2 separate regions of the Homo sapiens genome follow, and region 2 is linked to region 1. Evidence: chromatin loops called from intact Hi-C (ENCODE). Cell type or tissue: GM12878. All regions are shown on one strand. Links, peaks and the distances in the headings refer to the core of each region. The heading gives the core; the rest is flanking DNA.

Region 1 (14,991 bases), core at 4,750-12,749:
AGCCTCCCAAAGTGCTGGGATTACAGGGGTGAGCCACTGTGCCCAGCTGAAGGTTTTAAGTCAGTAGCAACATGATCTGATTGACTGCTCTGTGAAGAAATTTGGGGAGGGAAAGTGTGGACTCAGGTGGAGAAATAACAAGATGAGAAATGATAGTAACTTGAAATTCAAGATTTCATTCATACTGCAGAATGATGCTGGGTCTAGGAGAAGAATAATCCAAAGGGGATTCCGAGGTTCTTTTGGGGAGATGTCTAGAGAAAATCATGTTATTTATAGGACTGAAGAGTCTGGGGGTCGGATGAAATGGACAATTCTCTGGGGGCCATATGTGAAGGGTTTGGCTCGGTGCCTTGGAGTGTCTGATGGTGCAGATGTTTCTTAAAGTGCTGGGGACACACTGAACTCTGGGGATAGGATGGTCTAACTCAGGTAATAAGGAATAATTCACTGGGCAGCTTCTATGTGAGCTGCACTTTGATGATGGAGTAGTTGGCCAGAGAGCAGGGGGCAGGGGCGGTTCCCGAGGATGCCTGGTCACAAATGAAGCTTCATGTATTTACCCGTCTGGCTTCCAAAGGGAAGCTTAGGGCAGCTTACCATCAAAGACACAGACACAATAGAGCTGACACAAAAGGAATACAAACTACACAGATGGAGGAGGAAGCAAATACATGAGCCCAGAGATTTGAAAGATGAATGCACCTATGAGTCACCGAGGAACATAGTAACTATGTAAATTTCTAGACCCCACTTCTTAAGGTGCTGGTACAGTAGATCTGGGGTGAAAGCCCAGGGATCTGCGTATTTAACAAGCCTCCCTCCCCTGCAAAGTGATTCTGACATAGGTGATGAATGGACCACATTTCAAGAAACACCGCTTTAATCCTTTCAGCAAATGCAGTCATAGTAAGTGAGTATCAGATTTAACGCTGGAGCCCCCGACACCCTAGGCACGATGGTGAGCTGACATCCTATTGAGAAAGGTATTCTTGGCTGATGGAGAGCTGCCTTATATTCCCACAGAGGTGGCCCATAGGAGAGCATCACTGGCTCAATTGAACTACCTTGACCTTCAGTTGCATCTCTCTGTTACTAGAGAGGGCTTTGTGTGAATCCTTGGCTAGGGTAGGTGTCGGATTTTGCCACCAAGGCACCATGGCACAAACAGCACCAGAATAACCAGCCTAAGTGTGTAAACTGCTGGAATATGCATGGTCAACTTGGCATTGAGAATGACGATGAGCTGGTAAGATAAGGGTTAACATTTCCAGCCCCGGAACAGCCACTCTCCCTCCTGGGAGTGATTCTGGGCAGACAAGGTGGGACCATGTTTGCTCAGCCTCCAGGACCAGACAAAGTGGATAGTGTAGGGATGTGATGCTTTTGAAAATCTAGTGTGTGTGCTGTCCTCACCTAAGCTTCCAGAGCATTTTTGATTCTGTGCTCCTTGCAATTTCTCCTACTTCTTTATTAATCCTTTCTTAGGTTTCAGTAGCCCTTTCCTTGCTTCTGAAAAGCTTGAAACCTCTCCCCAGGCATTGAGCAATGGGAGGGAGACATAGATGGTGGGGTGGCTGACTGATGAGGACAGACTTTATCTAGGACATTGCTACTTAAAGTGTGGTCCATGGACCAGCAGCATCAGCGTCCCTGGGAACTTGTGAAAAATGCAGACTCTGAGGTCCCACCCAGCCTTGGTGGCTCAGAATCTATATTTTCACAAAATCTCTAGGTGAGTCACCTGCGTGTTAAAGTTTGAGAAGTGCTGCTGTACTTATTCCTTCATCCCACAACTATTTTTTGAGGGCTTCCCAAGGGCCAGACTCTGTCCCAGTGCTGGGGCACAGTGACAAATGAAAATGACATAGTCCCTGACTCAGTGAAGGGAACAGACTAGTGAGGGGGCTATGAGATATTAATAAATACCCAAGCAAACAAACATTCCATTACAAGTTGTAGCAGCTGAAATTCAAGAAGGAAAAAAAGATCCAAGTGATAAAGTATGAAAAAAGTTGTGGCCGGATGCGGTGGCTCATGCCTGTAATCCCAGCACTTTGGGAGGCCGAGGCGGGCAGCTCATATGAGGTCGGGAGTTCAAGACCAGCCTGACCAACATGGAGAAACCCCATCTCTACTAAAAGTACAAAATTAGCCAGGCGTGGTGGCGCATGCCTGCAATCCCAACTACTCGGGAGGCTGAGGCAGGAGAATCGCTTGAACCCGGGAGGTGGAGGTTGCAGTGAGACAAGATCATGCCACTGCACTCTAGCCTGGGCAACAAGAGTGAAACTCCATCTCAAAAAAAAAAGGTCGTAAGACAAACAGCAGACTTGGAGAGGGATTTGTGACTTGGAGAGGGATTTGTGGCAGACAGAATAGACACAGAGTTAAAAGGAGGGGAAAGACCAAGGACAGCCAGGGCCAGGGAAGGCCTCTCTGAAGACGTGTCTTTTAAGCATGGAAAGTGGGTGGTCCTTGAAGGAGTTGGAAGATTCTAGAATGGATGCCCAGGTCTTGTCCTGGATCATGCAAGTGAATTAGAACCTCAAATGTCAGAGCTCAGATTGTAAGATTCCTGGAGAAGCAGCTAGCGCTGACCATACACGGTTATAAGTTCATCCCGTCCATCCGCGCCCATGGGATCCTCTTCAACCCAGCCCTATTCAGCCTGGTGCTGAAGCATGGAGGCTGAGGATGCCCGGGCTCATTCCTTGCTCCAGGATTGTAAAAGCCTGTTAGACACCAGTCCTAGTGCTTGGAAACTGTTATTCTAGGGCCTCCTTCTTCTAGGGTGGATCCGAGGTTTTGTGGCCAGAAAACTGGCAAATCAGCCTTTGGCTAAAGATTAGGGAAGGAGATGTTTTGTTCTGTTTTTCCTGAAATGGTTTCTAAATGTTCCCCCTCCCAAGGGTACTAATCACCTCTCCAACCAGCCAGTTCCTATGGCATGACAGGAGCCTACAGCATAAGTCTCCACATGGTCACCCCCTCCCGTGGCAGCACTCCAGACTCCCCTAACCAGAGAGAGGAGGCATCAGGTGGGACGGGGTGCTCAGAGCTGAAAAAATACTGGGAAGCTGGAGAAATGACGGAGGGAACCACAAAGACTTTTTCCCAACCTAATACAATGGAGGTGATCCCCCGGGCGGGGGTGGATTGGGCGGGAGGGGAGTGTTTGTTAAAAATTTACATCACTGGGTCCATCATCCAAACCCACTGAATCAGAATCTCCAGGGGAAGGGACTGAGAATTATCATTTTTAGAAGTAAGGGGTGGAGCACTAGGCGACTGTATGTCCAGGGGAGTTGGAAAATCTGATGTGGAAGGAACAAGCTCAGAGAGGACTTGACTTGCTCAAGGGCACATGGCAGGTCAGGAGACAACACAAGATGTTGGTCAAGAAAACAACAAGAAAACCAAGCTCCTGGTCCAGTGGATTTTCCCCTAATTTGGTTGGTTTCAACCATTTTTTTTTTTAAAGAGATGGGGTCTCACTTTGTTGCCCAGACTGGTCTCAAATTCCTGGGCCCAAGTGATCCTCCCATCTTGGCCTCCCAAAGTGCTGGGATTACAGATGTGAGCCACCATACCTGGTCTCAACCTTTTAAGAATCAGAATCTTTTATCTTTTTGTTCAGATGAAATATTGTGGGGAACAGAATGTATAAATCAGACCTAAAGGAGGGGGGGTTAAGGGGGCCATGGCACATAGCAGGTGCTCAACAAATACCTGTGGAATGAATGAAAGAATAATATCTCTCCTAAAGAAAGAGCACACAGGCCTCAACTCAGAAGTTTGGTTAGGCAACAGCCTCCAGGTAGAATTGAAAATCATTGTTTTGCTTTGGCTCTGTTTTTCTAATTTCCTTCCATTCAGGCTTGAGATTGTGATTTTCTGTTTATGGTAGTGGTAAAAAAAAATTCATTTTGAAATAAATTTAAGTCAAAAACATAAGTTGATTTTTTTTAAATGAAGTAAAATCAAAGGTCACGAAACTTTTTCTGTAAAGGGCCAGATAGCAAATATTTTTAACTTTGCAGGCCATTCATCTCAACTATAAATGGGTGGGCCTGGCTGTGTTCCAATAAAACTTTATTTACAAAGGCAGACTTGGGATCATATTTGGCCCACAGGCTGCAATTGAACAAACTCTGAAATAATAATATAGGTAGGAGGTACTGAAAAGGCAGTAACTGTGAAGGTGGTATTGGGATGACCAAATTCAGAACTCTGTTCCAGCATAAATCTAGGAAATCAAGGACAATAACACAGAGAAGTAGAGAGTGAATCTTGGGGCCTCTTCCCCACGTGCAGCCCCCAGACCTTTCATGGCACATCTATCGATCCTGCCCTTTTGCATCCCCCAAAAGGGATGTTAAGGGATCCCCCCAGAAACGTTCTAAGGGCTTTAATTCCTGTCTTTCCTCTTTGCAGTTGTATCCAGTGCCTATCCATTTAATAAACTGGGGCTGGGTCTGAGGACACTTAGCAGACATAGGAGGGCCAAGGAAGCGCCCTTCAACCCAAATCACCCTCTCGTATCCCCTTCTCTGTGCCAGACTCTGCAGAGAATGTTCCTTTGGCTTCTCGAGGTGTCACTGGGTAAAATTCTTAGATGGGAAGCCCCGTGAATCCATTGTCAGTCATTATCCCATTAGCTACACATCAACTGTTAGCACCTTAGCTAGAGCACGAGCAACCAGCTTTGCGAAGTGACAGAACAGAATATGGAGTGGAAAGAGTCCAGAGAGGTGGGGCCCATCCCAGCATTTTCTAGGAAGGGAAAGTAAAACTTAGGGGATAGAGAAAGGAGACATAGCAAGTGATGACAGACACCAGACTGTCCTCAGTATCGCCCATCTAAGCTTCTCTTCCTTACTCCCACCTTATTGAACACCTAAGTGCCGAACACTTTTTACGTGCCCTGGCTTCATCTAATCCTCACCACACTAGAAAGTAGGTGCTGTGACCCCTGTTTTACAGATGAGGGAGCAGAGGCTCAGACAGGTTAACTAAGTAGGTGGCAAGAGCCAAGACTCAAAGCTCTGCGGAACTCCAAATTTTTTTTTTGAAACATAGTTTCGCTCTTATTGTCCAGGCTGGAATGCAATGGCGTGATCTCAACTCACTGCAACCTCCACCTCCTGGGTTCAAGTGATTTCCCTGTCTCGGCCTCCTGAGTAGCTGAGATTACAGGCATGTGCCACCACACCCAGCTAATATTTTTTTTTTTTTTTGTATTTTTAGTAGAGACGGGGTTTTGCCATGTTGGTGAGGCTGTTCTCGAACTCCTGACCTCAGGTGATCCGCCTGCCTTGGCCTCCCAAAGTTCTGGGATTACAGGCATGAGCCACCGTGCCCGGCCTCCAAATTCTTTTAAAAAAAAATATTATTATTGCTACTATTTTTAGAGACAGGGTCTCACTATGTTGCCCAGACTGGTCTTGAACTCCTGGGCTCAAGTGATCCTCCCACCTTGGCCTCCCAAAGTGCTGGGAATACAGGCTTGAGCCACCATGCATGGCCAAAATTATTTTTTTCATTTAAGTTCATGTATTTATTTTTAGTGATATATTAGATATACATATTTTTAGGGTACATGTAATAATTTGATACATTCATATAATCAAATCAGGATAATTGGAATATCCAAGGATCTCCAAATTCTTAATGACCACACTCAACTGTCTTGTGTCCCCCTCAAGCTTTCTCTCCTTAGTGGCCTCTTCATGCATTTATCTTGACCCAATCTCCATTTCATTTCCAGCCCCGGAATACTTCCTCCTTTCCCTCCACCAGGAGGTGAGATGCTCTCAGGAAGCCTGACTCAAGTGACCTTGTGCCCAGCACATCCTCGTTCCTGGAAGGATGCCAGGGAACCTCTGGGTCCTTTCAGTTGATGGTCTCAAACCCAGAGTCAGTGCAGACTGGGGCTGTTCTGAGGAAGGGAGACCAGGTGCCTCCCCATCTGCAGGGCAGGAGTGTCACAGTTCACTGGCTGGCACCCTCACCAGCCCACACCCTACACTCACCCAACCAGTTGGGCCACACCACCCACATGCCAGGCGGATCCGTTTGGACGGGCGCACAGCATGACCCAGCTTGTCTGCCACCTGTCCTCGGCTGCTGGGTTCCTCCCATCCTCCCACCTCCCAGGTGCCCCAGGTCCAGGTGTTCAAGGGCTCCTCCGTGCACATGCCCCTCCTCCATGAGAACGCTTTGTGTGTCTCACAAAGAAGAGAAACAGATCGTTTCCTGGAAGCTCAGGGAAGATCACTGCTGGGGATTCCCTGGCCCTGGGTGCCGGGCTCCCCTTTGTGGGAAGTGATTCTGAAGCCCAAGTATTCCTGTATGGAGGGAGGTTGGAGAAGTTCTTCCCAAGGGGATGGAAGGCCAGGTTGGCGTTCTGATATGACTTCCTTGTCTCTTGCCTGGCCTCAGTTTTCCCATTTGAAAACAGGACAAAGAATTCCCTCATTGTAACTCTCTGAAGTATTCTATAGAGGATTACTTGGCATTACACACACTCCACTGCCCCCTTAATTAATTTATTCTTTTATTCAAATATTTTTAAATTTTGTATTTTAAAATTTTGTATTTTTATTTTTTTGAGACAGAGTCTCACTCTGTTGCCCAGGCTGGAGTGCAATGGTGCCATCTCGGCTCACTACAACCTTTGCCTCCCAGGTTCAAGTGATTCTCCTGCCTCAGCCTCCTGAGTAGCTGAGACTACAGGAGCCTGCCACCACCATGCCCGGCTAATTTTTGTATTTTTAGTAGAGATGGGGTTTCACCATGTTGGCCACGCTGGTCTCAAACTCCTGGTCTCAAGTGATCCACCTGCCTCGGCCTCCCAAAGTGCTGAGATTACAGGCATAAGCCACAGTGCTCAGCCTCAAATATCATTTTTTTGAAACGCTGGCCAAGTTCCAGGGGCTCTGCCTGGCCCAGGAAGGTAGGAGGAGGCGCAACACTCAGAGAAGGGGCTTACACCAAACGGGAGGCCGACAAAAGCAAATCAACATATAAGGCAGCCAAGCAACCTCAGCTCACGATATGTGCCCTGAGGAAAATATAGCTGGAGGACGTGGTAGACACTGACCACAGGGGCAGGGCAGGGCCTGAGGACACCGCGGATAAAGGCTGAAACAACCAGAAAGAACCACCGTGAGAAGGAAGGTCTGCCGCTGAATGTTCTGAGCGAGGAAGCAGCAAGTCCAAGTGCCCTGGGGTGACTAGGAGCTTGCCCTGTCTGAGGCATAATCAGTGACCGTGTTGCTGAAACATGGCGCACGATGGGGAAAGTGGCAGGAATGAGGTCAGAGGGAAAGGCTGGGGCGGGAGCCTGTGGGGAGCCCTCTGAGGATTCTGCGTGCAGCAAGAGCCTCCCCAGCCACAGGAGATACAAGATCTTGCATGACTTGGGAGGAGCCTAGAAGTGGGTACCACCTTCCTCCCCCACCCCTGGTTCCCTGGGGCTGGGACTCCTATTTGGAGAGAGGATCTGATCGGCTTAGCTTGGGTTATATGTCCACCCCCATGGCCATGGGGAAGCCAGAACCCCTTATTAGACACCCCCATCCCCCAGATCTGTACAGCATGGCCAAAGGGTAGTTCCCAAAAGGGAATGCATGCAGCTAGCAGAGAAAGGAGGACTGGGCACTGGGCAAACAGAAGCCACAGCTGTGCGCTCCTTTCCACCTGACTCCCACTTCCGACCTAGATTTTGATGCCTTTCTCTGCTGTCTGAGCCCCACTCGCCACCATTTCCTACCCACCCCAGGAGTTTCTGGGATACTGGGTGGCACCCATTTGTCACTTAATAGAATCATAAAACTGAGAGAAATGCCCAGGACCATCGTGTCACTGTTGCACTTTGGAGATGGGGAAACAGTCTGGCGTGGTGAGAAGCCATGGGTCCTAGAACTTTGTGCTTCTGATTTACCCACCATGGAATTCTGCTGCTTCTTTTAGGATTCCTGAAGGAATTCCTTGTCCCCCGCTCCCACCTTCAGCAGCTTCATTTCACCCATGTGGGTGTGGCCACAATGTAAGGAGATGGTTTTTCTTTTCCTTGTGCAACCCAGCTAAGAAGTTTGCATCACACGTCATGTTTCCCCATAGACATACTACAGCTTATGGAGCTGGCTATGCCTGGGTTTGACTGACTGTGTGACATTACACAGTCATTTAACCTCTCCGTGCCTTCATTTTCTCATCTGTAAAATGGGACTACTACTACTACTACTCCCTACCTCCTAGGACTGCGGAAAGGTTGAGTTCGAATACGCAAAGCACTTAGAATAACCCTTCGGGTATATTACCTTCAGAGTGGTGATGTGTAATTTGTAAGCCCCTACAATGACTTGCACACACTTCATGCTTTGAAACTCTTTGTGAATTTCTTTTGTTCCTTCATTCAACTAACACCTTTTGGGCATTTGCCAGGCCCAGGCACTCACAGTGAACAGGCCAGACAAGGTCCCCACCCTCTCTAGGGGTAGAGATAGACCATGGGGGGAAAAATCAATCAGTCAATAAGCAAGAAAACAAGACACTTTCAGTATGACAAGTGCTAGGAAGAAATGAAACAGGGTGACAGAGAGAGAGTGGTGAGGGCGCTGTTGAGGCAGTGATCTGGGAAGATCTCTCTGAAGGGTGACAGTTAGACTAGAAGAGTAACCAGCCATGGAACAAAAACTTCTTGTAGAGGACATAAACAGCAGGTGCAAAGTCCCTGGGGTAGGGAAGAGTCACGTGCGTGTGATGGAAAGGAGGAAGTTGCTATGGCTGGAATGAGTTGGGGGAATGAGAGATAAGGAGAAACCAGAGAGGCAGGCAGGGGCCACATTAAGCAGCTCTCCTTGACCATGGTAGGAATTTGAATTTGATCCTAAGGATGGTGGAAGCCTGTGAACAGCTGAAGCAGTGGAGTGAATGAGCCAATTCATGTTTTCTGGCTACTGTGGGAGAAATGGATTGGAGGGGACAAGATTAGAAAAGGAGAGACCAGTCATGAGGCTGTTGAGAAATGGTGAGACATATCCTTGGGTCCCTACAGAGCACTTAGCCAGGCACCTGGGGCACCTCATCAAAGAGCACTGCTCACAACCTGCAGGTGGTCCCTGCTTGTGAGGCTTCATCACTCCACGAATGAAAGAGGATAACTCCATACAACCTGGGGTGCCCTGGGCAGAGAACTGGAGGTGTGTCCCTGCCTGGAACCTGCTCCAGGATCAATCCTTTTTTTTTTTTTATGAGACGGAGTCTTGCTCTGTCGCCCAGGCTGGAGTGCAGTGGTGCAATCTCAGCTCACTGCAACCTTCGCCTCCTGGGCTCAAGCGATTCTCCTGCCTCAGCCTCCTGAGTACCTGGGATTACGGGCACCCGTCACCACACTAGGCTAATTTTTATGTTTTTAGTAGAGACAGGGTTTCACCACATTGGCCAGGCAGGTCTTGAACTCCTGACCTCAAGTGATCCACCTGCCTAAGCCTCCCAAGGTGCTGGGATTACAGGCGTGAACCACTGCACCCAGCCAGGAATCAGTCTTGTTCCAGCAGCCCTGCTAGGGCCCTGGCTCTGGCCTCTTTCCAACCTCCGGGGAGTGCCCAGGGCAGAAATCCGGCCCTGCCCACCCTGGGCTGCACACCGATAACCTCCCCAAAGGGAAGCCGTTTGTTTGGAAGGAAATGGTGCAGAATGAGCAGTGGCCACGCTTAAAATAGGGCTGGAGCCTGGTTTCCAGGGCTGAGCTGGGAGCGCTGGAGCTGAGATTTCAGTGGCTGAGACGTTCGGTGGCCTTTCCCGGGGCTGTGGAGATCAGATTCCGTTTGGCACCCTCTGCCTTGCCCCAAGGAGCTTCCAAGAGTTTTCTTGTAATGCCATTCTTGGGGCAATGCGCTAAGCATTCAGGGGCATAATCACTTTTTTTTTTTTTTTGAGATGGAGTTTTGCTCTTGTCACCCAGGCTGGAGTGCAGTGGTGCCATCTCGGATCACTGCAACCGCCGCCTCCCAGGTTCAAGCGATTCTCCTGTCTCGGCCTCCTGAGTAGCTGGGATTACAGGCACTTGCCACCACCCCTGGCTAATTTTTGTATTTTTAATAGAGACGGGGTTTCACCATGTTGGCCAGGCTGGTCTCGAACTCCTCACCTCAAGTGAAGGGGCATGATCACTTTTAATCCTCAGTCCTGGGAAGTGGGGGCATAATAAGCCCTCGTTTCAAAGAGCAGAGCACAGAGGTGTTGATGGGTTTAAAGTCCTGTCCAAGAGCGAGCTCCTCTCAATGCCTTGGGGGGATCCAGAGGAAGATGACAGTTCCACAGAGGGGTCTTTGGGGCTGACCCATGACACTTTACTCTCCCTGTCTCTACTTCCTCCTTCATTCTGGCATTTTCTTGTCCCCATCTCACCCCATGATGAGGAAGAGGGTTGGAAGTTGGGAATTATAATCACCTGGCTGCACCCTGGTAACACCTGGGGAACTTTTAAAAGATGCTGCTGCCAACACCCCACCTCTGACCAATTCAGTCAGGTACTGGGGTGGGGCCCTGGCACTGGTCTTTAAAAAAAAAAAAAAAAAAGATTTCCCCGGGGAATCCTAACATGCAGCCAAGGTTGACAGCCACTGCTTTAAAGCCTTTCCAATTCCAATCCTGCAGTTCCCCGCCTTGACGGATTGTCGCAAATCACCTGGGTAGATGTTATTATGAACTCACATCTGAGCTGCACCCCAGGCCAATTAAGCTAGGATCCCTGAGGATGGGGTCTGGGCACTATATTTTTGAAGAGCTCTCACAGGTGATTCCCAAGGGCAGGCAAGGTGGGGAAGCTCTGTGAGTCCAGTCTCGTAGGTGTACAGATAGGGAAACTGAGGCCCAGAGGAAGGTGGCAACTTGTCCAGGGTCACACAGCAGCTAGTGGAGTTCAAACCCAACACTCTAGACCCCCCAGGCTAGCACAGCCCTAATGCAGGAGGTCTAGGGGCCTACTGCCTGCTGTGATCGTAACCATCAGCCCTCGTGAACCTCACCCTTCTGTAATTCTCCCTTTGAGGATGGGTGGACCTGAGAATATACCGAGCTGTCGCTCCTGTGACTATATTACCTTTATTACCTTACTTAGCAAAAGGGATTTATTGGTTGAGTTTCAGTTCCTCAAAAGGAACTTATCCATGTGGGCCTAATCTAAGCACATAAACCTTATAGAAGCAGAGTATGGCCAGGTGCAGTGGTTCATGCCTGGAATCCCGAGTTGGGCAGATCGCTTGAGTCCTGGAATTCGAGAGCAGCCTGGGCAACATGGCAAAGCCCCATCTCTACAAAAAAGTACAAGAATTAGTAGGGCATGTTGGCACACACTTATAGCTCTAGCCTTTCAGGAGGCTGAGGATGGGAGGATTGCTTGAGCCCAGGGGGTTGAACTGCAGTGAGCTGAGATTGCACCACTGCACTCCAGCCTGGGCGACAGAATGAGACTCCATCTCAAAACAAACAAACAAAAAAAACCCCGCCACCCTTTCTGGTGGGTGGCCCATGGTCCCCTCCTGTGGCCAGGTAAGTACAGGCAAATGCAGCAAGGTTACTGCACCCAGTCTCCCCAACAAAGGCGTGACCCACCTTCTGAGGCTCTTAAAAAGACAGCTTTGCCCACTCACTCCCTTCCTTTATTCAAAAGTCCCAGAGACTTTCCCTGACCCCAGTCCACACGTGATATACTGCACCCCACCAAGCCCACCTTCCTTGATCCCTTTTTGCATCATCCTGTTGTATTTCCCCACAGCGCCACCTGAAATCATCTGCTTCATTTACTCATGTGTTCATTGTCTGCACTCACCCCCAACCCATAGCCACAAGAACCCAAACCCAGAAAGACAGGGACCTTGTCCATCTGGAGCCTAACGCAGTGCACCAGCCAGATCTGTGGGACTAGTGAGGGGGCAGCAGGGAGAGGGTTGGGTTGAGAGGGAGGGGAGGGGCCCGGGGCAAAGAGTTGACCCTGAGCCAGCTGCCTTATGCATCCCACCCCAGGATCCTGGGATCCGCTGAAGGATTCCTGGGTCCTCCAGACTTCAGCCAGGCTGTGCGCACTCCGTGCCTTTCAGAGAAGCCCTGGCAGGTCCCCTGGAAGTTCCTGGAGGGTCTGAGCTCAGAGACATGGAGGGAAGGAGGTGAGGCAGGGTGATCCCGACAGCTGCCAGGAGAAACTCCCTGCTCTCTTCCCGCAGGTCCCTTAGCTCAGTGTTTTTCAAATGATTTGTGGTGAAGGACCAGTCTGTGCATCTGTTTTCAGTTGCTGATTCATCACACACCAATACTTTCACAATTTACTATAAAAATCCCCCTGTGCCTACATGTCGCAGCAATGGCTAATTGCTATGTAGGTTTCCAAACCCTTACTCTGGGAACTGCACTCAGCTCTTGGGGAACAGATAACTGTTTGTGAACGGCTTGCAGGCCACACTTTGAGCTGTACAGATCTGGATATGCCAAGGCCCAGGATGGGTGGGTGGGTGTTGGCAGCTACAAGGGCCCTGACACCCGCCCAGAGGCTGGGCGTTGGAGGGATGAAGGGCAGCTGGTGAGGCGGGGACCTGACGCGCAAGCCTGTGTCCCCCAGCAGTAAAGAGTCAGGGCTGGGAAGTAGGAAAAGGAATCTCCTCTGTCCTCAAACCACAGGAGACAGGCAGGTAGGAGTGGGGAACTCCTCCAGCTCCGTCCATGCCTCCTGGTCCTTCTCACAGTTCAGGGGAAACTTCTTTGGGGGAGGGAGCAGTTTTGCCCCACTCCGTACTTGTCATCACCATGCCACTTTGGCCCGGAGTCATTAAACTCCTCTCGAGATGTTTGCCTCGTACCTTCTAGTGCAGATTCCAGTCCAGGAGGAATGCGTGCTCATGACATGAAGGCAGTGTCAGAGGACCTTGCAACTCTCTGCACCCAGCCTGGGGACAGCTGGCTTCCATCTGCCAGACGTCAGGCTGTTGACAGGGGTGGGGTGGTGATACCATCCCAGCCCAGCATTCAGGGAGCTGGCATCTCAGATTGCCCCACCCTGCCCCTCCCTGGCCCTCAAGGAGCCGAGAGGAGAGTGACATCGAAACTCCACTCCATCAAGAGTGGGCTGACCCAGCCCCCTCGATATCTGGGTGGGGTCCCAGGAATGCCTCACCCCCGTGTTGCACACAGTAGGCACTTAGAGTATTTGCTAAGCACATGCAGGGTCCTCCTCAGCTGGCCTGGAGGGAGCCCCAGCCCATTGGCCTTCCCCAGGGTCACCTCAGTAGCCTTCAGGCCCTGGCTGCATTGTTCCAATTCCTGCAGGTTTGGAATGTCTCTGTTTACCGTCAATGTCAATATGACTGGGAGAACATCCAGTTCCCACAGGCCTTCTGGGGGCTGGCGGGGGACACAAGGCTGAGAGATGGGAGCAGGCCACACCTGGGCCCCCCAGCTCCCTTCAGGTCCCCTATGTTACAAACCCCAATCCAGGCACATTGTCACTCTGGGTCCTGGAATTGCATAAGCAGATGGGTGGCAGCCAGCAGGAGTTCCACAGGGCCTCATACCTCTACCCACGCCTTCCAGCCCCTCCCTCCTTGCCCTTTTATTTGGCAGGATATGGGGAGCAGTGGCTCCTTCTGCAAGGAGCTGCCCCTCCTCCTATGCCTTTGATCAGAGTCCCTCCACCTCCCACCTCCACCTGTCCAAACCCTCTCCGACTCATAGATCTCAGCTCTGTAACTAGATGGCTTGGATTCAAATCTCCCCTCCACCATTTCTAGCTATGTTGCCTGGGCAAGTTACTCAACCTCTCTGTGACTGTTTTCTCACGGTAGAGTGGCATGTTGGGGGCATTTCTTCAATTTCTGGCTGCCTATCATCTTGGAATCCCCTTTCTGTAACTGGAGATTTCTACATTTGCCCATAGTGTGAGTCTGTACTCATTAATGTAGAAGTCAGAATTCAATTCTCCAACCCGTTTGATCATCAATCGGGTACAATCATACAGGACTTCCATGGAGAGAGAGATCACTAGCTCAAGCACTATCTTTTCTTTGGTGAACATGGTGGCAGGAATAACTGGATCTTTGGGGACATCAATGGCTAAACTCTTGTGTCTGAAGAAGCAGTTGCACATTTGCTAAAGCATCCCCCGTAGAGTGGTTGGGTGTTCTCTCTCGCTACCTACCACCCAGACCCAGTTTTCTGTCTCCTCACCCTGAATGCAAAGAGCTGCCTACTCTTAAAAAGCCTTTGCTGCTTAAATTAGCTAAAATTCTGTTATTTGCAACCAAGACCCTTAACAAAGTCATAGGGACAATAATAATATCTGCCTCGTGATGGTGTTGTGAAGATCAAACCCTCCTACAGGCTTGGTGGGAAGTCAAGAGGAAGCCAGCCCAGCTCTTTGAATATCTTCCTTGTATCTGGGGTGCCCCGCTTTATGGTTTGGGGACGGTGTCCTCTGCCTGTGTCCCAGAACACAGCCTCACTTGCAGGCAAGTTGCTTTTCTGAGCCTTCCCTCTCCTTTAAGAAGCACGAGAACCCCAGGGTTGCACGAGGTCCCAGGGTCAGTCACTCACCTCCCCGAAATAAAACCAGGACATCTGACCCATATGTCAAAGAGCTCCATTCTCTGAGTGCAGGATCTGAAACAAGACCTGTTTGCTACAGGAGATGCTATGGCAGCCGGGGCTCTGCAGCTGGGAGCAGCCCCTTTCCCCTTGGGAAGTTCAGTGGAGACCGAGAAGCATTGAGGCTCCTAACACAGGGACACATCCCCAGTCCCAGAAATACCTCACTGGAGTAGACCTGGGATTTCTAGGTCCCTGCTAGTTAGTGACACAGCCAGATCTTGCATGTGGCTCTTATATTCTTGGCCACTTCCCTGGGGCAGCCATGGTGAGCTTGACCGGGCGGATCTTAGAATCCACTGCCTTGCAACCCCAGAACTGACATCTTCCCTTAGTATCCCAACTTTC
Region 2 (14,991 bases), core at 2,452-10,451, 60 kb before region 1:
GGGTGGTCTGCATTGCCACACAGCATCATGCTTTGATCCTGAAGGACAAGGCCCCAAAAGCCCTATTTCTCAGCACAGTCTTAAAATCACCTGGAAATCATTCACCCAGACCCTCTGAATCAGCCTGTCCCAAGCAGCACGGGAACCCCTAAAGCTTGAAAACTCCAGCTCTATGGGACCCTCTCACCGCATTTACTGTCGGGACCATGGGCCCCTCCACAGACATGTTTTCTGGGTGTTACACAGACAGGTACTGCCCAATAACTGTCATCTGCACGAACTGAATGGAGCTATATTTAGACTGATCTAAATACCTAAATGCCTCCAGGAGCATTTAATAATAGGCACGCGTAAAGCAGCCTCCCTACCATGCCACAGGCCTCGATTTTGAATCGTTTTATTTTTGAGACGGAGTCTCAGACTGTCGCCTGGGCTGGAGTGCAGTGGTGAATCTCGGCTCACTGCGACCTCCGCCTCCCAGTTTCAAGCGATTCTCCTGCCTCAGCCTCCTAAGTAGCTGGGATTACAGGCACCTGCCACCACACCGGGCTAATTTTGTTGTATTTTCGGTAGAGACGGGGTTTCACCATGTTGGCCAGGCTGGTCTTGAACTCCTGACCTTGTGATCCACCTGCCTCAGCCTCCCAAAGTGCTGGGATTACAGGTGTGAGCCACCGCACCCAGCTGATTTTGAATTCTTAGTGGTGTTCTTTGCAGCCTCCATCACAGTGTGTAATTAGTTTCTTTTCTTTTTTTTCTTTTTTTGAGATGGAGTCTCACTCTGTCACCCAGGCTGGAGTGCAGTGGCACGGTCTCGGCTCACTGCAACCTCCACCTCCCATTTCAAGTGATTCTCCTGCCTCAGCCACCTGATAGCTGGGATTACAGGCATGCACCACCACGCCCAGCTCATTTTTGTATTTTTAGTAGAGACAGGTTTTACCATTTTGGCCAGGCTGGTCTTGAACTCCTGACCTCAGGTGATCCACCCGCCTCAGCCTCCCAAAGTGCTGGGATTACAAGCATGAGCCACTGTACCCAGCCAGTTTTTCTAATTAAGTTTTAATCTGTCTCCTCCACTAGGCCATGAGCCCTAGGAGGAGATTGTCTCTAGAGGGTATCCCCTGTGCCTGGCACATGCATGCAAGTTATGATTTATGTTGATGAATGAATGAATGAATGAATGAATGAATGAATGAATGAATGGTGGATGGGTCCTCTGAGGCTCTAGAAATAGGGGTGAGAGGCCAGCCAGGTGTAGCATGAAGGGCTGGACAAGAAGGGAGAGGCCTTCTGGGATAAGATGGGAAGGAGGCTGTACCCCACACCCTGAAGGTGTCTATGAGTTCACATGGCTCAGGAATGGAGTTTTGGGGCCCTAGATGTAGACAGCTGTGGCGATGGAGGCCAAGGTTTTGGCCTGCTGTGGGGGTTGCATTCACCTCCCCATCTCCACATGACGATACCCCAGCATTTACGAGGCAGCTCTGCTGACCTGGCCCAGGCACCGTGGTCCCCAACTTCAACGCATCTGAAGCGTTGCCCAGGGAGCGCGTTAGAAATGCAGATTCCCTGGCCCCATCCCTTGAAGACTCTGATTCTGTAGGTCTGGGGTGAGGGGGGGGGCGCTGTAGGTTTTGCCTAAAGACGAGTCTAAATCTGGCACGCAGGTTAAGGATGACCATTCCTAAGGCAAGCAGGTGACACTGTCGGCAAATTGAGGTGAGACTTTTTCTGACCCACCCCGATACCGGAGGGATGGCTGGGCTCTGGTTTGGATACAGACAGAATGCCAGGGACTACACCTGCTTCTCACTTGGAACTTGGGTGAAACCTCTCAGGAAGCTGTCATTCTTCTCCTATACCCCACCTCACCCTCTTCCACCCACCACTAGCAGAGAGATTCGGGAGGGGCTTGGGCCAGCTGAAACCCATAGGAAGCACGTCCCCAGAGACCCGGCTTTCCCAGCCTCTCCTCTCCTCCCATCACAGCCCCATGGTTAAGAAATGTCCTGCCGAGTGCTTTTGGATTTGAGCATTGCTGGATTTTTGCTTGTGTCTTGTTGAGACTTTTGAGTGGGCAGCAGTTCTGAATACCAGCCTTCATAGTCTATTCTCTGATCTCAAGAATGCAAAAACTCTTCTCTCTTTTGGATTTTTTTTTTCTTTTTTCTTTTTTTTTTTTTTTTTTTTTTTTTTTTGGCTTTTAAAGGAAACAATACGTTTGCTAGAAAAACCTCAAAAAATAATGATTATATACAAAATGGTTATCTGAATGTGGATTCTGTACTGCAGCAGAAGCAACCCAGCTCCGGAACTCTATTTGCGCTTCCTCAGTATCAGGTACATCATGCCGCTGATGAAGGTGCAGGCGAAGGCCACCCACGCCAGGATGTAGGAGTAGCCGTAGCTGCCTTCTCTGGTCACGGGATAGAATTTCGCGTTTTTGTCGTGAATGTCTTCACGCCTGTCTGTATAAATGGAGGCCGCAATCATGACACACAGACCTGTCAGGAAGAAAGGTGAATTTTCAATAAATCATGGACCACAGTGCACCCTGGGTAGCCCAGGGGCATACGGCCAGAGTTGAAGACAAACTTCAGCTTTTATTCTTTGTTTATTATTATTTTGTTGTAGAGACAAGATTTTGCCATGTCACCCAGGCTGGTCTTGAACTCCTGAGCTCAAGCAATCCTCCTGCCTCGGCCTCCCAAAGTGCTGGGATTACAGACGTGAGCCACCGCGTGCAGCCTTAAGCTCTTATTATTAATAGGTATTTATTTTAGTCTATTGGAAAAATTACAACTGATATTTTGTGGAAGGATATTGTCACCTACCCTGTAGCTATTTTGCTTCCCATTCTTGCTAACTAAACCCAGTTTTGTTTGGGCAGCCACATCACCAACCCAGAGGGTGAACATAATTGGTCTAAGCCAGAGGTCCACAGACGTACCCTGTAAAGGGCCAGACAGTAAGCAGTTTAGGTTTTCTGTGGGCCATGGTCACACAAGTCTGCCACAGTAGCATGACACCACCTATAGACAATACAAAAATGAATAATAGTGGCAGTGTTACAATAAGATTTTATTTACAAAAACATGTGGCAGGCCAGATTTGACCTATGGGCCATAGTTTGCCAACCTTCTTCTTGGCAATCTGGTTCCTGTTTACTTGTTATAGCTGATGGGTCAGTATGTATCCCAGTTCTGACCACAGAAAACCTTCAGTGAAAAATATGACTCCCTGGGCCGGACACGGTGACTCATGCCTGTAATCCCAGCACTTTGTGAGGCCAAGGTAGGTGGGTCACCTGAGGTCAGTAGTTCCAGACCAGCCTGGCCAACATGGTGAAACCCCGTCCCTACTAAAAATACAAAAAATTAGCCGGGTGTGGTGGTAGGTGCCTGTAATCCCAGCTACTAGGGAGGCTGAGGCAGGAGAATCGCTTTAACTCACGAGGCAGAGGTTGCAGTGAGCCGAGATCGCACCACTGCACTCCAGCCCGCACAACAGCAAAAACTTCCTCTCAAAAAAAAAAAGAAAAATATGACTGCCTGAAAAGAGAGCGATGAGGGAGGAGAAAGCTTTTTTAAATTGCTCTCCTTTCTCTTGCTGACTGCTTTAAATATTGTCGGGGCAGGATGAAATATCTGGAGTTGCAGCAAACTTTTTGGAGCCACGAAGAGGTCAACACCAACACTAAAGATGACAGAATAGAAGGATGGAATGAGCGGAAGTGCTTGACGCAGACGCTGCTAAATCAGCTCTAGAAACTTTTCTACCTCCAGAGTACTTGTTATGTAAAAATAGTAACTATCTTTGTGGCTGAAATCACAGTTAATTCGATTTTCTCTCACATAAGGCCAAAAGCACCCTAATTTTAGTACTTGTGGTCCTTGGCTGGGTGCGTTGGATCATGCCTGTAATCCCACCACTTTGGGAGGTTGAAGCGGGCAGATCACTTGCACCCAGGAGCTCGAGACCAGCCTGGCCAACATAGCAAAACCTCACCTCTACTAAAAACACAAAAATTAGCTGGGTGTGATGGTGCACACCTGTAGTCCCAGCTACTTGGGAGGCTGCGGCAGGAGAATCGCCTGAACCCGGAAGGCGGAGGTTGCAGCGAGCCAAGGTCGCACCCCTGCACTCCAGCTTGGGCGACAGAGCGAAACCCTATCTCAAAAAATAAAAAAAGAAATACTTGCTGTCCCAATATTTACAGACATTAGAGCTAAGATGAGCTTAGGTTCTGTGGTTTTCCTTGGGGGACCTATCTCTCTCCTGGCCAGGCAGTTTTGGTGGGACTATCCTTCAAGATGCTCAGACATTCTCTGGCCAGGGGCCAAGCGCGTAGACAATCTCCGCCAATCAGACTCTCACTCCTGGAAACCTGAGTCTAAACAGTGACCCTGTCAGGGTTCCTTGATTCTGACAGCACCTCCCTGGAGCCGCTGCCTATCAGTTGCTGGTGCCTGGATCTTCTTTCCAAGACCTGGTTTTTCAGCTTTTCCTTTGATTCTTGCAGGCTACCCCCAGAATCCCATCTCTCACATGAGTTAGAGTATCTGCTGCTTGCGTCTAAAGATCCCTGCCTGATACAGCATTAAACACTCTGCAGTTTGAAGCAGAACAGGGAGGGCCAGGTCTTTGGACCAGAAAATGGCCACAGGAGTTGGGGAGAATGGGATGCTATGCAAGGAAAATGGGAAGACGTGACTTTCATATTAAAATACGGGGGAATTTTCATATATGTGAAAATTTATATATATAAAATTCCTAAATACATATATTAGGGTAATCAATTTTGACTAAGCAGGCTTACAGATCAACAGACAAACATAGACAATAACAGAAAATAAACTTCAGAAGCTGGGTGCGGTGGCTCATGCTCGGAATCCCAACACTTTGAGAGGCTGACGCTGGCAGATTGCGAGACCAGCCTGCACAACATAGTGAAACCCCATCTCTACAAAAATTAGCCAGGCATAATGGCACATGTCTGTAGTCCCAGTTCCTTGGGAGGCTGAGGTGGGAGCATTGCTTGAGCCCTGGAGGCCGAGGCTGCAGTGAGCCATGATCACGCCACTGTACTTCAGCCCGGGCAACAGAGTAACCACCCAAGTCCCCCCACCCCAAGTTAAATGACAGGATTCAATTGCCTTTAATGGGGTCGGTGAGGGTGGGGGGTCCACGCCTCTAACTGGCAGATACAGAGACAGTAAAGGAGGGGGATCAGACACCTCCTGACTACCTCGCCCAGGGTCCTTGGGAAGAACGCATTCTCCCTTTAGGCCTCATTTGTTCTGGCTTGTTGCTCTCCAACGCTTGGCTCAGGGACAGGAGTACAAATCCCCAGGCTCTAACCCAGCAGATGCTGATTCAAGAGGGCAGGCTGGGGCCTTGGGAGTCTGCACTTTAGAAAGGTCCCCGGAAGGACTGTGGTGGACTTGGGGGGTTCTCAAGATCAAGTGACCCTCCGGAGTCTTTTGCACTTGAAAACACTCTCATTCTCCACCTGTACCTAGAAGGGGTGGTACCTGGCTGTCCAGTAAAAGTGCCCCAAGGGGAGGGGACGCTGAGTGTGACCAACCACCCCACTTTGCCCTGGACTGGGGTTTCCTAGGATGCGGGACTTTCAGTGTTTTTATTTTATATTGTATTTTATTCTACTCTATTTATCTTATTATTTTTTCAAGGAAGAGTCTCACTGTATCCCTCGGGCTGGAGTACAGTGGTGCTATGGTTTGGCTGTGTCCCCACCCCAATCTCACCTTGAATTGTAATAATCCCCACATGTCAAGGACGGGGCTAGGTGGAGATCATTGAATCATGGGGGCGGTTCCCCCATACTGTTCTTGTGGTAGTGAGTAAGTCTCACAAGATATGATGGTTTTATAAATGGGAGTTCCCCTGCACACGCTCTCTTTCCCGCTGCCATGTAAGCCCTTTTGTTCTTCCTTTGTCTTCCGCCATGACTGTGAGGCCTCCCCAGCCATGTGGAACTGTAAGTCCATTAAGCCTCTTTCCTTTACAAATTACCCAGTCTCGGGTATGTCTTTATTAGCAGCTTGAGAATGGACTAATACAAGTGGTACAGCACCCCACAGCTCACTGCAGCCTTTACCTCTCAGGCTCAAATGATCTTCCACTCCAGCCTCCCAAGTAGCTGGGACTACAGGTGTGCTCTGCCATGCTTGGCTAATTTTTTTTCTTTTTGTATAGAGGAGGTCTCACTATGTTGCCCAGGCTGGTCTTGAACTCCTGGGCTCAAGCAGTCCTCCTGCATGGGCCTCCCAAAGTGCTCCTGCACCTGACCGGGACTTTCAGTTTTAAACCAGAGGATGGTCCCAGGCAAACTAGAACAAGTTGTCACTGCACTGCACTGATGACACATCTCAGGGTCATCCTGAGGGCATGGCAGGTTTGGACTTGACCCTGGCCCGGGAGGTGGAGGGCTGGAAGGAGGTGGTAGTTAGAGTGGTTAGGGCCAAGCAGCCTAAGTTGGCTCCCACACCCAGATTTCTTGCCTTCATCAAGCCACTCGTCAACTCCTGATTGGAAAGCACCCTAGAAGGGACTTCTGTATTTTGTCATCAGAAAGCTTTAAATCGTCACTGAGAAACAACAAATGATCATGGTGTGGCTTCTGACTTCTGATCTGACTTAAGCCTTGCTAAAATTCCTAAGTAGAAAAAAATGCTCTGAGACCTCTGCTTCCTCCAAGTTCCTCCAGGACTGAGGCTGTGCCTTGTTCATCTCTTGAGCCCCTGCAGCCAGCACAGGCCTGGTGCAACGTGGGCACCTCTGTCACCCACCAGCTTGAAACCTGTTGATGGCTTCCCATCAGCTTAGAACAAAGACCCCAAATCCTTTCTATGGCCTGCAAGACTCCATGGGGCGTGGCCCTGCCTGCCCTGCTGGTTCACTTCCCACTGCACTCCAGCCCCACTGGGCAGCTCTCCGTCCCTCCTGTCACAGGGCTTCCGTCATGCTGTTCCCTCTACCCAGGACACTGTTCCCTCCTCTCTCTATTGAGACACAACACTGTCGACAGCGACTCCTACTCACCCTCCAGATCCTCTGGCTTCATGTCTCCAGGATGCCTTCCCTGGACTCCCAACTCAATCCAAACTCCCAAATATAAACGTCCCACTGTGGTACAGCATGCATGCGCCCACACACACACACACACACACGCAAACACACACCGGCACACAGCACCGCGCGGCTGCCAATTTCTCCTTTCCAAATTCTCCCTCCTCCTGGCTTCCCTCCTGGCGGCTGGGAAGGGAGTGCTTATTCCAGAAAGCCCCTTGTTAGGGAAGCCCGTTGATGTACTTACATGACATTAGCTGGATGATGGAGGTTAGGACAAACCTCTCTCCCTGCTTCAGGCGGAAGAGCTGGAGCACGAAGATGAAGAAGGCGATGCAGCAGAGAATGGTGGAGAGGATCATGGTGGCCTGGACCGCCTGCAGCGTGGAGTACTCTGCGGGAAAAGGGCAGGGGCGCAGGACTGAGGACCTTGGCCAGCCGGCACTGTGGGGTACACAGCGACCGCAGCAGCTCCAGAGTAGGTGTGACAGGAGGCAAACAGGAAGGGGTTCAGGCGGTCGTCTACATGGTCTGAGCACAAGGGCAGCCAAGGCGTCTTCCAGACCCCCTGCCCCTCACCTCCAGTGTCCATTTGACTGGACAATCCTCGACCCCTTATCTGGAAGACGAGGCAAGAACCACCTGCTCTGCATTCTTCCTGGTCTGGGTCACAGACCCCACATGCTTGGCTCATGGACAGGGGAATCTTTTGAAGGACAAACCTCAGGTTCCAACGTGGTAGATTGTGACTCAAGAAATCAGGATGGGGCCTTGGGGGTCTCCATTTTAGAGAGGGATTCCCATGGACTCAGGGCTCATGGGACTGTGACCTTGTGAGGTGCTCTGTGGACTCCACACTAGCCTGTAGGTATCGGAGGCTGATCTTCACGGTCACTACTTACAAAGAGGAGGAAAGCTCCTTTCTTTTCAGGTCAGCCTTAACAGAGACTGGGGTATGAAGGTTTGGGGCTCAGTACAGAGAAGTTTCAGTGGAGAAGGGAGGCCTAGGGTGGAGGGTGTCACATGGGGGCAGGTCACAGTGAGGCTAATGTGTAGAAAGCTATGTGGCCATAGGGAAGGCATCCTGCACATGGGTTACCTTCGTGGGCCTCAGTTTCCTCACCTGTAAAATGGGGATATAGATATATTTTTTGAGACAGGGTCTCACTCTGACAACCAGGCTGGAGTGTAGTGGCACAACCGTAGCTCACTGCAGCCTTGAACTCTTGGGCCCAAGTGATCCTCCTGCCTCAGCCTCCTGTGTAGCTGGGACTACAGGCATGTCTGGCTAATTTTTAAAAAATTTTTGTAGGGATGGAGTCTCGCTATGTTGCTCACGGTGGTCTTGAACTCTAAAATGGGGATACTAATAGCTCCTTCCTCATCGGGCTAGGAAGGTAGAGTAAACTCATCTACATAAGGGGGTTTGGAGGGTGCAGGCAAGGTGGGAGTCCTGTGTAAGAGCTGAATGCTGAATGTTACCACCAGGATGAGGCCAAAAGATAACGTGAGGGGACAGCGTCCACGCTGCACAGAAAATCTAAGGACACACCTTCCTTTTCTTTTTCTTTCTGTCTTTTTTTTCCTTCAATTTTGCAGTTTTGCCTGAAAACTCACTGGAGTGAACATAATTGGTAAGTACTTAATGAAACGTCTAGAGCTGTGGATTTAATCCATTCTGGCTACAGATTACGGTTGCTTGGAGAGCATCTAGCCTTTCCCCCAATTCCTTATGGGGAGCGAAAGGAGTCAGACCGGCTCCCCCACTATGACACACACCACATGACCCCATTCCCATGAGGCCCAGGAACAGGTGGAAGTGAGTTATAGTGACAGAAGTCAGAAGTGGTTGCCCTCGGGGCAGAAAGCGGTAGCAACTGTGTGGAAGGGGGCCCGAGGAACTTTCTGGAGAGTTGGCAATGTTCTCTGTCTTCTTTTGGATGGTGGTTACGTGGGTGTTTATACAATTGTCAAAACCCACCAAACTGAGCCCTTAAGAAGCCTGCGTTTCCTTGTTTGTAAATTATAACTCCATTAAAAAAAGAAAAAGAAAAAGAAAACCCAGCAGGCTCTACTGAGATGAAATAAATCAGAACGTCGGGCATTGAGAGCGGGCACGAGGGCTTCGTAAAGCCACCGAGGGAATTCCAATATGGAGCCCAAGTGGTGACCCTCTGGCTTACAGCAGTACTTCCCAAATCTGCCCAATCCCAGGGATCACCTGGGATTGCTTATTAAAAATACAGATTCTTAGGCCTCTCCCCCTGGAGATTCTGCTACCATTGTCCTGGAGTGGGCACCAGGAATCTGTATTTTCAGCAACAAGTGACCCATGATGGGGCAAATGGGGAAAACATGGCTTTGGGGGAAAGGATGAATAGATGTTCCTAGAACAGGGTTTCTCAAAGCTGGGAGGGGGTGCAGGATGTGCCTGCCAGGCAGCCCCTGAGATGGGTGTATGTGGAACCCAGTGAGGACGGGAAACTACACAAATTCACGGAATGAGAGGGATGCTCACTTTGCTCAGTTTAAATTCCTCTAAGGGCTGGGCATGGTGACTCACGCCTGTAATCCCAGCACTATGGGAGGCAGAGGCAGGTGGATCACCTGAGGTCAGGAGTTTGAGACCAGCCTGGCCAATATGGCAAAACCCTGTCTCTACTAAAAATACAAAAATTAGCTGGGTGTGGTGGCACACACCTGTAATCCCAGCTACTTGGGAGTTTGAGGCAGGAGGATGGCTTGAACCCAGAAGGCGGGGACTGCAGCGAGCAGAGATTGCGCCACTGCACTCCAGCCTGGGTGACAGAGCGAGACTCTGTCTCAAAAATAAATAAATAAATAAACAAATAAATAAATAGATTTCTCTAAGGACCTCAAGGAGGAGTTCTCCACCAGCTGCTTTTGTGCTTTAAAAACACCCACTAATATCTGGGTGTTTGGGGTTGTTTGTTTTTTAACATGAAAAGGACCAGAAACAGGCTTAGAGGCTTCAGGAGGGAAGTGTGTCTGCCCAGACTTTGATAACATCATTGGGCTTTCCATCTAGTATTTTCAGAAAGCTTCCCTTCTTTTATGGCAAGTGATACTAGTTTATACGAGTGATAACACTCATGGGAGGGATGTGACATTCTCTTTAACATAGACTTATGGTTTGGGAGGCCACAGTGGGTGAAGTGGGAGAATCGCTTGAGCTCAGGAGTTCAAGACCAGCATGGGCAACATGGTAAAACCCTGTCTCTACAGAAAATACAAAAATTAGCCAGGTGTGGTGGCACACACCCATAATCCCAGCTACTGGGGAGGCTGAGGTGGGAGGATCACTCGAACCTGGGGGGCAGAGGTTACAGTGAGCTGTGATTGCACCACTGCACTCCAGCCAGAGTGACAAAGCGAGACCCTGATTCAAACGGAAAAAAAAAAAAGAAAATAGATTTATGGGTGAGTGCAGAGGCTCATGCCTAAAAACCCCAGCACTTTGGGAGGCCAAGGTGGGAGGATCACTTGAAGCCAGGCGTGAAAAACCAGCCTGGGCAACACAGCAAGACCCTGTCTCCACTAAATACAGTAGATTTATGTACAGAAAAGTGGGCTATTTTAAAAGTAAACTTTTTAAAGTAAAAAAAGTTGGCAAACTTTTTCAGTAGAGGGACAGACAGTGAATATTTTAGGTTTTGTGAACCATATGGTCTCTTGTTGAATGTTCTTTTTGTTTTGTTTTTAGGGGTGTGTGTGTGTGTGTAAACAACTTTTAAAAATGTAAAAACTGTTCTTAGCTCCCCGGCCAAACAAAAACAGGCCTTGGACTGAATTTGGCCAGCGGTTCGCCAACCCCTGTTTTAAAGAAAAATAAGTGAATAATCCCATGTGGAGGATTCAGAAAAACAGCCACAGAGCACAGCAAGCCCTCCCAGCTGGCCTTGCACACTGGCGACAGCTGGGGCTTGCAGAGCTCAGGGAAGGAGGGCTGTTCCCAGGGCCAGAGGTTAGCATGACAGAATAACAGACGAGATGGAAGGGAGCACCGATGGTGTTCCGTGGTTAAGGGTACTGGCTTTAGAGCTGGTCACACCTAGACTGGAATCCTGCCGCCATCATTCGCTCCTGGCTATGCGGCCTTGGGTAACTTAACTGCTCTCTGCCTCAGTTTCCCCATCTTAAAATGGGGCCTATGGTCCCTGCCTGATGGGGCTATGAGATCACCTATGTAAAGGACTTAGACCCATGCCTCACAGTAAACTTTAAGTAAATGGTGCCTTCTACTGGTATTTTTGCTGCTTTTATGATGAATATGGATATTGTTACTGAGTGTGGTGAGAATCTGGGACCCAGGGAGTAGGCTCCTTTGCTCCCTAATAGGATTGTCAGATTTGGCAAACAAACCAAAACAAACACAAAGACAGGATGCCCAGTACATGAATATCCGATGGACAACAAATAAATTTTAGGAGAGGCATGGTGGCTCCTCCTCCTCCTTTAGGCTGAGGTGGGCAGATCTCTGGAGCCCAGGAGTTCGAGACCAGCCTGGGCAACATGGTGAAACTCCATCTCTACAAAAATTACGAAAATTAGCTGGGCATGGTGGTGAGTGCCTGTAGTCCCAGCTACTTGAGAGGCTGAGATGGGAGGATCACTTGAGCCCGGGAGGTCAAGGCTGCAGTGAGTCGTGACTGCACCACTGCACTCCAGCCTGGGTGACAGAGTGAGACCCTGTCTCAAAAACAAACAAACAAACAAACAAAAACCAAAAAACTAAACCCTCCCCCCCCACCAACAAAACCAAATATTTTTTAGCATAAGTATGTCCCATGTTATATTAATATTTGGGCCATAGTCATACTAAAAAACAGTACTTATTGTTTATCTGAAATCTCTAATTTAACCGGGTATACTGTATTTTATCAGGCAACTGGGATCCCAAAGTATCTATTTCATCAGTTCTATGAGGAAAAACAGAACCATTCACTTCATAATGAAAAACAGTGGTTAGCATGTTTTTGAATGGGATTTTCTGTATTTTAAAGCCTTTTCATGTATTTTAGCTCATTGAAGAGGTGGGCACAGCAAAGGCATCATTATTACTTCTGTTCTACAGCTGAGGATGTTGAAATTGACATGCCCAATGCAAGGCTACACAGCTTGTCTAGGAACGGAAGCCAGATCTTGGATTTTTGTTTGTTTTTGAGACAGGGTCTCACTCTGTCACCCAGGGTGGAGCGCAGTGGCGTGATCTCGGCTCACCGCAACCTCCGCCTCCTGGATTCAAGCAATTCTCTTGCTTCAGCCTCCTCAGTGGCTGGGATTACAGGCGTGCACCACCACGCCCAGCTAATTTTTGTATTTTTAGTAGAGATGGGGTTTCGCCATATTGACCAGGCTGGTCTCAAACTCCTGACCTCAAGTGATCCATCCGCCTCTGCTTCCCAAAGTGCTGGGATTACAGGCATGAGCCACTGAGCCCCGCCAGATCTCGGATTTCTTACTGCTGGACAGGGAAAAGTGACTGGAGAGTAAATTATGGTCTCTGAGCCCATTTAGAGGCAAGGCTTGGATAAAAAAAGAAGGGAAGAGAAAATTCTAGATGAGAGCTGAAGCTGGAGAAAGGATGAGAACGGGAAACTCGGCTGTGCCAAGAGGCAGAGAAGAGAAGGCATGAGGTCCAACTTAGCTGGAGTTGGTCTCCCTCCAGCCTCCGGCTTCTCCACACCCCTGGCATCTCCAGCTTGTGCTGTCCTCCGCTCCAGCACACACTGAGCAAACGCGGCCAGGCCCACCGGAGTATGCAGTGAGTGGAGGAGAGGGTACGGAGTCGGGGAACCCGAAGCCTCACTCCTGACCGTTCCTTCCTCCCTCAGTGCTTCTCAGTCAGCTTCCTTCATTCACACTTACCTTGAAAGCTGTCATTGATGACTGTGCAATTCGTGTTGTTGGTACATATTCTCCAGACATCTGCAAAAAACTCATCTCCTACCCACCAGGCCTGTAACACAAAATGGAAATAGAGAGAAAGGCCGTCCGTTCATGATGCAAACACTGACTGCTAATTAGGCACGAGGCATGGTGGGCTTCCAGGATTCTCAAACTGCAACACATGTGAGAATTGCCTGAGGAGCTTATTCTAATGCAGACTGACTCAGGAGGTCTGGGGTGGGGACTGGGATTCTGCATTTCTTTCTTTTCTATTTATTTATTTTTTTGAGACAGGGTCTTGCTCTGTCATCCAGGCTGGAGGGCAGTGGCACAGTCTTGGCTCACTGCAGCCTCCATCTCTTGGGCTCGAGCAATCCTCCCACCTCAGCCTCCTGAGTATCTGGGACTACAGGTGCACATCACCACGCCTACTTTTTGTATTTTTTGTAGAGTCAGTGTTTACTATGTTGTCAGGCTAGTCTTGAACTCCTGACCTCAGGTGATCCGCCCACCTCAGCCTCCCACAGTGCTGGGATTACAAGCATGAGCCACTGCGCTCAGCCGGGATTCTACATTTCTTTTTTTTTTTCCTTTTTTTGTTTTTTTTGAGACAGAGTTTCACTCTTGTTGCCCAGGCTGGAGTGCGATGCATGATCTTGGCTCACTGCAACCCTCCCATACTGGGTTCAAGCAATTCTCCTGCCTCAGTCTCACGAGTAGCTGGGATTTAGAGGCATGCACCAGCACACCTGGCTCATTTTTGTATTTTTAGTAGAGACAGGGTTTCGCCATGTTGGTCAGACTAGTCTCAAACTTCTGACCTCAGGTGATCCACCTGCCTTGGCCTCCCAAAGTGCTGGGATTACAGGCGTGAGCCACCACGCCTGGCCAGGATTCTGCATTTCTAACCGGCTCCAGGTGATGCCCTGCTACTTTCTCCCAAAGGATAAGAGGTGGTCCAGGCCCTCAGAGAGTATGGGAGAAAAGATGAGGCTGAGTTGCTGGAAGTAATAGCAGTCAGGGGTGGGCACAGTGGCTCATGCCTATAATTTCAGCACTTTGGGAGGCCGAGGTGGGAGGATTGCTTGAGCCCAGGAGTTTGAGACCAGCCGGGGCAACCCATCTCTACAAAAAAATACAAAAAATTAGTCAGGCATGGTGGTGTGTGACTGTAGTCCCAGCTACTCAGGAGTCTGAGGTGGGAGGATCGCTTGAGCCTGGGCAGTAGAGGCTGCAGTGAGCCATGATCGCAACACTACACTCCAGCCTGGGTGACAGAGAGAGACCCTGTCACAAACAAACAAACAAACATTGCAATGGATGGGATGACCAGACAAGATTCTCCTGTCTTCAGCCAAAAGCATTCATTTCCCTGTGTGCTTTGGTGGCTGCTGCCCTTCCCCCACTGCCCAAGATGGCCTTCCTTCTACTTTCCAGTTGCCAAGCACAATTCCAAATACATAATGAATACCCTCAGACTCACCGATGGACAAAAAGTCCATCTGCATCTTCTTAGTATGTGCCATGATAATATACCCTGGGGGTGCTGGATACGATTCACTAAGGCTGATGGTTTTCCTGCCCCTAATGTCTGTCTATCCTTTTCACTAAGTCTGGGACCTTTTCAGGATCCCAAAGGACTAGATGGGAAGAAATAGAAAAAGGAGATTCTAAAAGAACATTCGGTCCCATTTATTTCACAGTGAGCTCCTGGAATGGTGGGTCCAAATACTATAATCTAGGACTCCCCAACCCATGGGCCATGGACTGGTACCTGTCTGTAGCCTGTTAGGAACCAGGCCACGCAGCAGGAGGTGAGCAGCCAGTGAAGGCAGCTTCATCTGTATTTACAGCTGCTCCCCATCACTCACATTACTGCCTGAGCTCTGCCTCCTGTCAGGTCACCAGGGGCATTAGATTCTTATAGGAGTGTCAACCTTGTGAACTGTGCATGCCAGGGATCTAGGCTGCACGCTCCTTATGAGA

What was found. A loop is a pair of places that touch in the nucleus more often than their neighbours do. Peaks named below come from ENCODE experiments on the same cell type or tissue, not always from the same donor. Only the 100,000 strongest peaks of a DNase experiment are listed, where the experiment ranks them.
Region 2: it touches region 1 in a loop (2.3-fold over the local background); 12 of 110 quality-filtered maps call a loop at or near these places.

The regions. Positions count from the first base shown.
Region 1 is chr16:10,588,701-10,603,691 of GRCh38, forward strand. No RefSeq gene overlaps it. Among named protein-coding and RNA genes, the nearest start is that of EMP2, 16 kb to the left of the region's middle. RefSeq lists enhancers at 5,589-6,105, 8,532-8,826, 11,357-11,446. In GM12878, for the core only: a CTCF peak has its summit at 8,619; DNase peaks (open chromatin) are centred at 8,620, 11,115 and 12,349.
Region 2 is chr16:10,530,586-10,545,576 of GRCh38, forward strand. It overlaps EMP2 (epithelial membrane protein 2), which reads right to left. Exons shown (of 5, transcript NM_001424.6): 3 at 12,985-13,075; 4 at 7,343-7,489; 5 at 1-2,507. The coding sequence ends at 2,320. Among named protein-coding and RNA genes, the nearest start is that of LINC01290, 9.9 kb to the left of the region's middle. RefSeq lists enhancers at 3,087-3,381, 6,340-6,429 and a silencer at 3,087-3,381. In GM12878, for the core only: no CTCF peak of the experiment used is centred there; a DNase peak (open chromatin) is centred at 6,496; H3K27ac peaks cover 277 bases.